Linked DNA regions of Homo sapiens: region 2 is linked to region 1. The links are chromatin loops, found by intact Hi-C in ENCODE. Cell type or tissue: mammary epithelial cell. All regions are shown on one strand.

Region 1 (5,000 bases):
GTCCACTTTTGCCACGTAATAAGGAAAAGTCTCAGTGCCATGCTACAATAAGCATTTATTTCTCACTCATGGGTTTGTGAGTTGGCTGGGGCTGCTCTGCTTGGTCCGAAACCTGAACTTGAAGCAGGTTTTCTACAAATGTTTCAGCACGATGGGCCCCAGTATGTGGGGTGTGTGATAGGAGTGAATGACCCCCTTTCTGACCACATCCAGCTTCCAAAATGAGTGGCTCTTGACACTGGAGCTGCTCTACTTCAGGATGTGGGTCAAGTTCAGCTCCAGTCCAGGTGTCACATTCTCATCCCCAGGCTAGAGGGAGATTGGAAGCTCCCAGAGGGACAGGAGAACTTCCTTCCCATAGCAGCAGTTGGATCCTTTGCAGTTTCCCCACACTTGCAGAGACAACGTCTTGAGCCCCACTCAAAGACACGAGCACCAGCAGATGCTGCTCCTTTCTCAGAGGTCTGAGTTTTACCTCCACAAGGCAATTCCTCTAAACGTCTAAATTGTAATAATCCCAACCTCTTCCCTTCCTCCTCCTAGCTCTAGGCATAGTAGCTGCTTCCTGCAGTTGCTACCTCTGCGATACATTAAGAGTTCTCTCTGACCTTATCAGTTGCCTAATAATCAATTCTTGATATTAAATTCTCTTGGTTGAAATAATTGGGGTGGTTTGTTTCCTGCTATCGCCCTGAGTGATTCACTGGACTAAATCCTATGCCTGTCAGACACCGCTCAAGAATTTTCTCTTTGGCTGGGCGCGGTGGCTCACCACCTGTAATCCCAGCACTTTGGGAGGCCGAGGCGGGCAGATCACCTGAGGTCAGGAGTTCAAGACCAGCCTGGTCAACAGGAGAAACCCTGTCTCTACCAAAACTAATCAGCCGGGCATGGTGGCACACACCTGTAGTCGCAGCTACTCGGGAGGCTGAGGCACGAGAATCACTTGAACCTGGGAGGCTGAGGTTGGAGTGAGCCGAGATCACACCACTGCACTCCAGCCTAGGCAACAGAGTGAGACTCGGTCTCAAAAAAAAAAAAAGGAATTTCCTCTTTGATGTATTTTATATCCTCCCCCCATATCTGTCACTCCTCTCTGTACTCATTTCTATCATAGAACTTACTGTGCTAAAGTGTCGTCATTGTTTTTTCTCATTCATCTCCATCCCAGACCAATAGCTCCCTGAGATCACAGCATTTCCTCAGTAGCTGGCACATAGGAAACTGAACAACACACGTTTGAATGAATGAGCAAGAAAAAATAAAATAGGAAAAAGAATTATTAGTATCAGATGGCTCATGTAGCACTAAAAATGAAAGAGAAAGTTAGATGGTGATGTGGGAAACAGGAGGACTGTGGCTGCCAACTGTGAGGCCATCTGCAAGCACACAGCAAGAAGCTCTTGATTAATAATGTGAACCCATAACAGGATGAAGAAGGTGCAGCTGAGGCTTTGCACAGAATACTCGGTGACAAAACCCATAAGGACAAGCAAAGGGTTAGAAGACTCCCGGGGACGCAAAAAGTGTGTTGGCCATTCGGGCTCCTGAGGGATGACCAAGCCTTAAGGGACGCCTCTCACTTGGTGCCTGGTCCTGCCAAGCCCTTTACTGGGTTTCTTGACTGGGTTTCATTACCCCGCCCCGCGCCACTAGTGGAAACAGGTAAAACCTGGAGAACTAGGTCCTACTTTAGGGGCCGTTCCGGGCATGCGTCATTACCCGCGCACGCAGGCGCAGTAACTTCTTCGGTAACTGGTACTGCCCATTTCCGATATGGGAAGCGTTTGCTCAGGCTTCCCTAACTTATCACCTTTCCTTTGGGCCCCCGCCCTCCTGTTCCTGTGGGGGAAGCCTCGCGAGATCGCCCTGGGCAGTACCCGGCGGCGCCATCTTTGTGCCTGGCGAGCGACGGCGCCCGACGGAAGCCCTGAAGCCAGAGCTTGCTTGCCAAGCTCTCGCTCAGACCGGATCTAGGAAATACGAGGCGGGCCTCGGTGGGAGGGACGCACTGAGGGAGGAGGGAGGAAAGGGGGCGGCGGCGGCGGCGGCGGCTCACACCGGATCCCGGCCCTGCACGGCGCGTACCCTGGGGGTTCGGGCGGGGAAGCGGCGCCGGCCCGGACCCCCCGCGGGAGTAGGCGACGGGCGTGAGGGCGAGGCGGCGGCGGCGGCGGCCAGAGAGCAGCAGCCGCCTGGTGAGTGTCCGCGGGGAGGCCCGGCACCTGCCCGAGCAGGGACGTCGGGGGCGCCCCCGGGATCGTCCCAGTGACCCTGTGCCTGAGACGGTGGGCGTGTGCGCAACTGCGGCGTCCCGGGGACTCACCCCGGCCCGGGACTGCGGCTGACAGCGGGAACTGCGGGGCTGCCGGAGGTTTGCGCAGGGCCTGGCGCGTCCGCGCCCGCCCCAGACGCCCCGAGAGGCCGAGGGGAGAGGGAGTGGCTGGGGTGGGGTGTCGACTTGATTGGCCTTGGTCCCCCAAACGGAGGGGACGATGCCCTTCCTCGCCGGACCCTAGGCATTGCGGAGAGTGAGCCTCTGTGGACCGGCTTTAAGCCCCCAGGAAGGTGTTTGAGGATGAGGACTAGCAGCACCAGCGTGGGGGCCGTTGAGGGTGTTGAGAGATGTGAAGGTTAGTAGCAGTATAGTAAGAATTGTTGGAGAGGAGGTTTCCAGATGACTGTTGGTAGGTGTTGAGTAAGGAGAAAACACTGCTTTCCTTTAAAGATCGCACAAGCAGTCCTCTGAGGTCCAACAACAGATTAGAGTTATTCCCAGTTGGAGTTCTGTAGTTTACTACCGTGTGCCAGCTCATAAAGTGCGTAAAAGCAGGATTTGAAGGGTGAGGGACAGGTGAGGCATAAAGTAAGCTGCATAAAAAGATCCAAAGTTTGTTAATGTGTTAAAGTGTAAATCCTTCTGTTTCTACTGAAATGTAACTTATTTAAATTATTTAAGAAAACTTGCCACCTTTGGTCCAGACCGGGCTTGTCAGTTCGATGTGTTTCTTCAGTGACGTTTGTCAATCAGGCAGTCATTTTGGCATACAGTATATTTACTTCTGGTTTCTAAAAGAACAAGAATGAATGAGAAAAGGGAACAGTTTGGCAAACTGAGCTTTCTTTGCGCACTTTTTCATTTTGAAAGGATAAGAGAATTTACTTTTTTCTTTGCTTTAGTAATGATTTGCAGTAGTATACAAGAACACGTGGAAGAAGAAAGGGTTTTTTGAGATGAGAGTTTAATTTTGCACAGTGTTAAATTATAAAGGGCCTCATCACCCATGGTAAGTTTTGTGATGGTGTGTTTTATGAACACCGGAAGAATACAGGCACATACATATACATGCTTTTTAGTCAGTGTGTGATATGAATCTTTACAACCGTAGGGACAGCCCCCGCCCCCACTTGCTTACAACTGGCTTAATCAAGGGAAAGACTTCAGTGAAGGTAAATATTAAATATGTGATTTTCATCTTCACATCTGAAAGAACATAATCTGCATTCAGTCACCCTGAATTTTCATCCATATGTTTATTTGATGGAGTCTTCCCCTCAGTTATAGATACCACATTGTGTACAGTTTGTTGGAGCAAACAGAGCTAACGTCGATTATATTCAGGCACTGGAGATCCTCACAGCTACCCTATGCTAAAGATAATGTTATGCCGATTGCACAGAACAATACTAACCTCCAATATTCTTTGGCGACTTCGCTGAGGAGATTATATAGCTGGTAAATTGCAGAGCTAGAACTCAAACTCATGTAGGTCTGATTCTAGAGTGTGTGTTCTTTCACCATACTCTGCGTAAGTTTTTGTGCTGACTGATACAAATTTTATGAAAATGGAAATTTGTGTTACAAAGAAACCTTTCAGTTCTGTTGGTAATCTTGAAAGCTTTCAGTGTCCTTGGCTCCAGATAATCTCAAGGTTTTTTTTTCTTTTCAGATGCGTCCATTTTCTAGCCAGAGGTAACATTTGAGCTAGAAGTCTGCTGATCTGTAAAGAGATTCCTGATAGCTGGTAGTGACCTATCTGAAATTCAGATATTTTCAGTTACTTTGCCTCTTGTGTCAGCATGCCCAAGATACTTCAAAGAACAAATATTTTGTTTATTCTAGTCCTGAATAGTATTTCAAATTACATTATTACATGGCAACTATCTATAGGGGTTTGAATTTGCTTTATCAGCTTGGAGGTACACATACACATCCCTGCCTTCTCCAGCAAGTGGAGTACTTGACAGCTGACCCTGTTTTTCTTCTCTTTAATAATTTGATACAAAGGTTTTGGACCCTATTCATGATTTGCAGAAAAGACGGCAGCTCTTCTGGGATCCACCATAATCTGCTATGGGGCAAGGGAATGAAAGACCTTAACAGGTTCCCAGGCAGTATCTGAGGTGTTGATGAAACAGCAGGAACATCTTGCCAGTGGTCACTTTTATCTCCCACTGGTCTTTGCTGTTGCATTTCTTATGTGCTGCAGAGCCTGCTCAAGAGAAGGGCTCCACATCTGAATAGAGTTGAAGTGGAACAGCCACAGAAATCAGAAAAAAAGAGAAAAAGATACTAAATGTCTGGTAGTCATCCTCCACCAAGTCACTTAGTCAGGTTTAGCTGCCTAGTTAATTATCTCTGGCTGAAAGTTCTAGAAAAGTTTTGAAATTTGGGGTTTGCTGCTTCATCTTTTAAGAAGTACATTGTTTGGGGGCCTTCAGTTAAGTAGTCCTGTCTTCATGGAAACAGAAAAAGGAGTCTTGTGTTCCTCAGTACACATCAGTATGTGTGTGTATTATGTAGCTTTAGAGACTGTTTTAAGTAATCCCTTGGCATCTTGATGGGCAATCTGTGGTCTGAATAAGTTTTTAAATATAGTTATACTCCCAAGAAAGCGTTAAATAAAATATACTTCCTTACTTGTGAAAGTAATTACTCATGGTATTTGGGCTATTTATTAGGGCAAAAAAAAAAATCAACAAATGATAATGTAACTGAA
Region 2 (5,000 bases), 140 kb after region 1:
TTTTAGTGGAAACAGGGTTTCGCTGTGTTGGCTGGGCTGGTCTCCAGCTCCTAACCGCGAGTGATCCGCCAGCCTCGGCCTCCCGAGGTGCCGGGATTGCAGACGGAGTCTCGTTCACTCAGTGCTCAATGGTGCCCAGGCTGGGGTGCAGTGGTGTGATCTCGGCTCGCTACAACCTCCACCTCCCAGCCGCCTGCCTTGGCCTCCCAAAGTGCCGAGATTGCAGCCTCTGCCCAGCCACCACCCCGTCTGGGAAGTGAGGAGCGTCTCTGCCTGGCCGCCCATCGTCTCGGATGTGAGGAGCCCCTCTGCCTGGCTGCCCAGTCTGGAAAGTGAGGAGCGTCTCTGCCCGGCCGCCATCCTGTCTAGGAAGTGAGGAGCATCTCTGCCTGGCCGCCCATCGTCTGGGATGTGAGGAGCCCCTCTGCCCGGCTGCCCAGTCTGGAAAGTGAGGAGCGTCTCTGCCCGGCCGCCATCCCATCTAGGAAGTGAGGAGCGTCTCTGCCCGGCTGCGACCCCGTCTGGGAGGTGAGGAGCGTCTCTGCCCGGCCGCCCCGTCTGAGAAGTGAGGAGCCCCTCCACCCAGCAGCTGCCCCGTCCGGGAGGGAGGTGGGGGGGGGTCAGCCCCCTGCCCAGCCAGCCGCCCCGTCCGGGAGGTGAGGGGCGCCTCTGCCCGGCCGCCCCTACTGGGAAGTGAGGAGCCCCTCTGCCCGGCCACCACCCCGTCTGGGAGGTGTACTCAACAGCTCATTGAGAACGGGCCATGATGACAATGGCAGTTTTGTGGAATAGAAAGGGGGGAAAGGTGGGGAAAAGATTGAGAAATCGGATGGTTGCCATGTCTGTGTAGAAAGAGGTAGACATGGGAGACTTTTCATTTTGTTCTGTACTAAGAAAAATTCTTCTGCCTTGGGATCCTGTTGATCTATGACCTTACCCCCAACCCTGTGCTCTCTGAAACATGTGCTGTGTCCACTCAGGGTTAAATGGATTAAGGGCGGTGCAAGATGTGCTTTGTTAAACAGATGCTTGAAGGCAGCAGGCTCGTTAAGAGTCATCACCACTCCCTAATCTCAAGTACCCAGGGACACAAACACTGCGGAAGGCCGCAGGGTCCTCTGCCTAGGAAAACCAGAGACCTTTGTTCACTTGTTTATCTGCTGACCTTCCCTCCACTATTGTCCTATGACCCTGCCAAATCCCCCTCTGCAAGAAATACCCAAGAATGATCAATAAAAAATAAATAAAAATTAAAAAAAAAAAGAGGATTTAAATGTTCTCACCAGAAAACAGGATAAATATTTGTGAAGTACTTTAAATAGTGCTCTGGAATTTTGACCACAGAAGGTAGTATATTAGCCAATAGCTATCCTCATCATTATAATTTTCTAAAATGTTATTTGGAAAGAAAGTAGTGCTTTCCTGTTTGTAAGCATAAATATGCTTACAAGAATATTTTAAATATATGAATATACATAATTAGTACTTTTACAATATGCTGGGCAATGACTTAAACATATTTAGCCAAGAAGACAATTTTTGAACTAGGAGGGGAGGGACAGGTTACCAGAGGCTGGGGGCTGGCGGAATGGGGAGATGAGGTCAAAGGGTAAAAAGCCTCAATCAGGTAGGAGAAATAAGTTTGATTTTTTTTGAGAGCTACTGCACAGTGTGGTGATTATAGCTAACAACTGAGTACTGAACATTTCACTGACACTAAGAGTAAATCTCAAATGTTCTCATCACAAAAAACGTCAAAAATTTGAGGTGATGGGTAGGTTAGCTTGACTTAATTATTCCACATTGTATTTTTTTTTAAATCATACCATCAGTTTGTACTCTATAAATATATACAACTATAATTTGCCAATATATAAAAGAAGGAATGTACCTCAACATAACAAAGACCATATATGAGAAGTCCATAGCTAGCATACTGAATGTGGAAAAGTTGAAAGCTTTTTCTGTAAAATAAATAAATAAATCAGGAACAAGACAATGATGCCCATTCTTGTCACTTCTGTTCTACTTTTCTTGACTGGAAGTCCTAGTCAAGAAATAAAAGGCATTCAAATTGGAAAGGAAGTTAAATTGTCCCTGTTTGAAGACAACATCATTTTATATATAGAAAACCCCAAAGACTCTAAAGAATGGTTAGAACCAATAAATGAGTTTGGTAAAGTTGCAGAGTACTTATTTTTAAAAACTCAATAACAGGCTGGGCATGGTGGCTCATGCCTGTAATCCCAGCACTTTGGGGGGCAGAGGCGGGCAGATCATGAGGTCAAGAGTTCGAGACCAGCCTGACCAACATGGTGAAACCCCGTCTCTACTAAAAATACAAAAATTAGCCAGGTGTGGTGGCGTGTGCCTGTAATCCCAGCTACTCAGGAAGCTGAGGCAAGAGAATCACTTGAACCTGGGAGGGGAGGCTGCAGTGAGCTGAGATTGTGCCACTGCACTCCAGCCTGGGCGACAGAGCAAGACGTCGTCTCAAAAAAAAAAAAAAGAAAAAGAAAAAAAAGAAAAAGAAAAACTCAACAACAAAGAAAAATCAGCAGTGATTCTCTATACACTAACAATGAACTATCTGTAAAAGAAATCAAGAAGACAATCCCACTTACAATAGCATTAAAAAATAGTTGGGAATATATTAAACCAAAGGTCAAAGGTCTGTACAGAGAGAACTATAAAACATTGAAAGAGGCCAGGCATGGTGGCTCATGCCTGTAATCCCACCACTTTTGGAGGCTGACGTGGGAGGATCACTTGAAGCCAGAAGTTTGAGACCAGCCTGGGAAACATAGTAAGACCTGTTTCTAAAAAAAAAAAATTAAATAAAAACCACTAGCCAGGTGTGATGGTGCGTGCCTGTAGTCACACCTGCTTAAATGCTTAAACCCAGGAGTTGGTGGCTTCAGTGAGTCATGATTGTGTCACTACCTTCCAGCCTGGGAAACAGAGCAAGACTCTGCCTCAAAAAGAAAAAAAATTGAAGACACAAATAAATAGAATATTTTTCAGATTGGAAAAATAGTTAAGATGTCTGTACTACCCAAAACAATCTATAGATTCAATGCAATTTGCGTTGAATTAGATAGAAGGAGTTGAGCTTTTAATTTGTATTCCTATCAAAATTCCAATGTCTTTTTCACAAAAATAGAAATTATAAAATTCATAGGGAACCATGAAGACCCCAAACAGCCAAAGCAACCCTGAGCAAAAAGAACAATGCTGGAGGTATCACACTACCTGATTTCAAAATCTACTACACAAAGCTATTGTAACCAAAACATTATAGCACTGGCATAAACAGACACATAGATCAATGGAACAGAATAGAAACACCCAGCAGTAAACCCAGAATATATGGTCAACTAACTTTTGATAAGGGCACAAAGATGACACCATGGGGAAACAATAGTCTTTTCATTAAGTAACACAAGGAAAACTGGATATCCACGTGTAAAAGAATGAAACTGGACCCTTATGCCATACACGCATGAAAAAACCCACCCAACCCAAAATGTATTAAAAACCCAAACATAAAACCTGAAACCATAAAACTCAACACACAGGAAAAGAGTTTGACATGGGTCATAGCAATGATTTTTTTGGTTATGACATCAAAAGCACAGGCAACAAAAAAACTAAAGAAGTGGGATCACATCAAACAAAAAAGGCTTCTGAACAGCAAAGGAAACAGTTAACAAAATGAGAAGGCAATTTATAGGTTGGGAGAAAATATTTGCAAGCTACATATAATAAGGGGTTATCAACCAAAATATATAAAGAGCTCACCTAACTCAATAGCAAAAAAAAAAAAAAAAAAAAGATAAACTGGTTTAAAAATGGGCAAAGGACCTCAGTAAACATTTGTCCAAGAGGACATAAAAATAGCCAGTATGCTAATTATCAGGGAAATGTAAACCAAAATTATGAGATCATCTCACATCTGTTAGGATGGATTTTATCAAAAAAAAAACACAAGAAATTACAAATGTTAACAAGGGTACAGAGAAAAGGGAACACTAATACACTGTTGATGGGAAGGTAGATTAGTGCAGCCACTGTGGAAAACAATAGGGAGGTTTCTAAATAAATTAAAAGTAGAACTGGCCAAGGCACGGTGGCTCACACTTGTAATGACAGCACTTTCGAAGGCTGAGGTGAGAGGATCTCTTGTGGCCAGGAATTCGAGACCAGCCTGGGCAACACAGGGAGACTCCATCTCTCTCTCTCTTTTTTTTTTTTTTTTTTTTTTTGAGACAGAGTTTTCACTCTTGTCACCCAGGCTTAAGTACAATCTCTGCTCACTGCAACCTCTGCCTCCCGGGTTCAATCGATTCTCCTGTCTCAGCCTCCTGAGTACTTGGGATTACAGGGGCCTGCCACCACGCCCAGCGAATTTTTTTTTTTTTTTTTTTTTTTGTATTTTTAGTAGAGACAGGGTTTCAACATGTTGGCCAGGCTGGTCTTTAACTCCTTACCTCAAGTGATCTTCCCACCTTGACCTCCCAAAGTGCTGGGATTACAGGCGTGAGCCACTGCACCCGGCGGGAGACTCCATCTCTAAAAAAAGTTAAAAAGTTAGCCAGGCATGGTGGGGCGCACCTGCGGTCCCAGCTACTCTTGTGAGGCTGAGGACCACTTGAGCCCAGAAGGTCAAGGCCACAGTGAGCCGTGATTGTGCCACTGCCCTACAATGTGGGCGACAGAGCAAGACCCTGTCTCAAAACAAACAAACAAAAAAAGAAGTAACATATAACCCAGGAATCCCACTTCTGCACTCCTGGGTATATATCAAAAGGAATTGAAACCAATATGGCGAAGGGACAGCTGCAATCTCATGTTCATTGCAGCACTATTCACAACAGCCAAATATGAAAACAAATGTCTGTTGATAGATGAATGGATAATGAAATTGTGATATAAAGGAGTATTTTGGTACAATATGGTTCAGCCTTTAAAAAGAAGGAAATCCTACCATTTGTGACAAC

The links. A loop is a pair of places that touch in the nucleus more often than their neighbours do. Peaks named below come from ENCODE experiments on the same cell type or tissue, not always from the same donor. Only the 100,000 strongest peaks of a DNase experiment are listed, where the experiment ranks them.
Region 2: it touches region 1 in a loop (20-fold over the local background); 2 of 110 quality-filtered maps call a loop at or near these places.

What each region holds. Positions count from the first base shown.
Region 1 is chrX:30,886,312-30,891,311 of GRCh38, reverse strand. TAB3 (TGF-beta activated kinase 1 (MAP3K7) binding protein 3) reads left to right here and starts at 2,058. Exons shown (of 11, transcript NM_152787.5): 1 at 2,058-2,198. RefSeq lists an enhancer at 1,683-1,852 and a silencer at 2,013-2,402. In mammary epithelial cell, no CTCF peak of the experiment used is centred here; a DNase peak (open chromatin) is centred at 1,901; H3K4me3 peaks cover 2,023 bases; H3K27ac peaks cover 1,903 bases.
Region 2 is chrX:30,749,610-30,754,609 of GRCh38, reverse strand. No RefSeq gene overlaps it. Among named protein-coding and RNA genes, the nearest start is that of GK-AS1, 34 kb to the right of the region's middle. RefSeq lists an enhancer at 573-1,296. In mammary epithelial cell, no CTCF peak of the experiment used is centred here; a DNase peak (open chromatin) is centred at 2,899.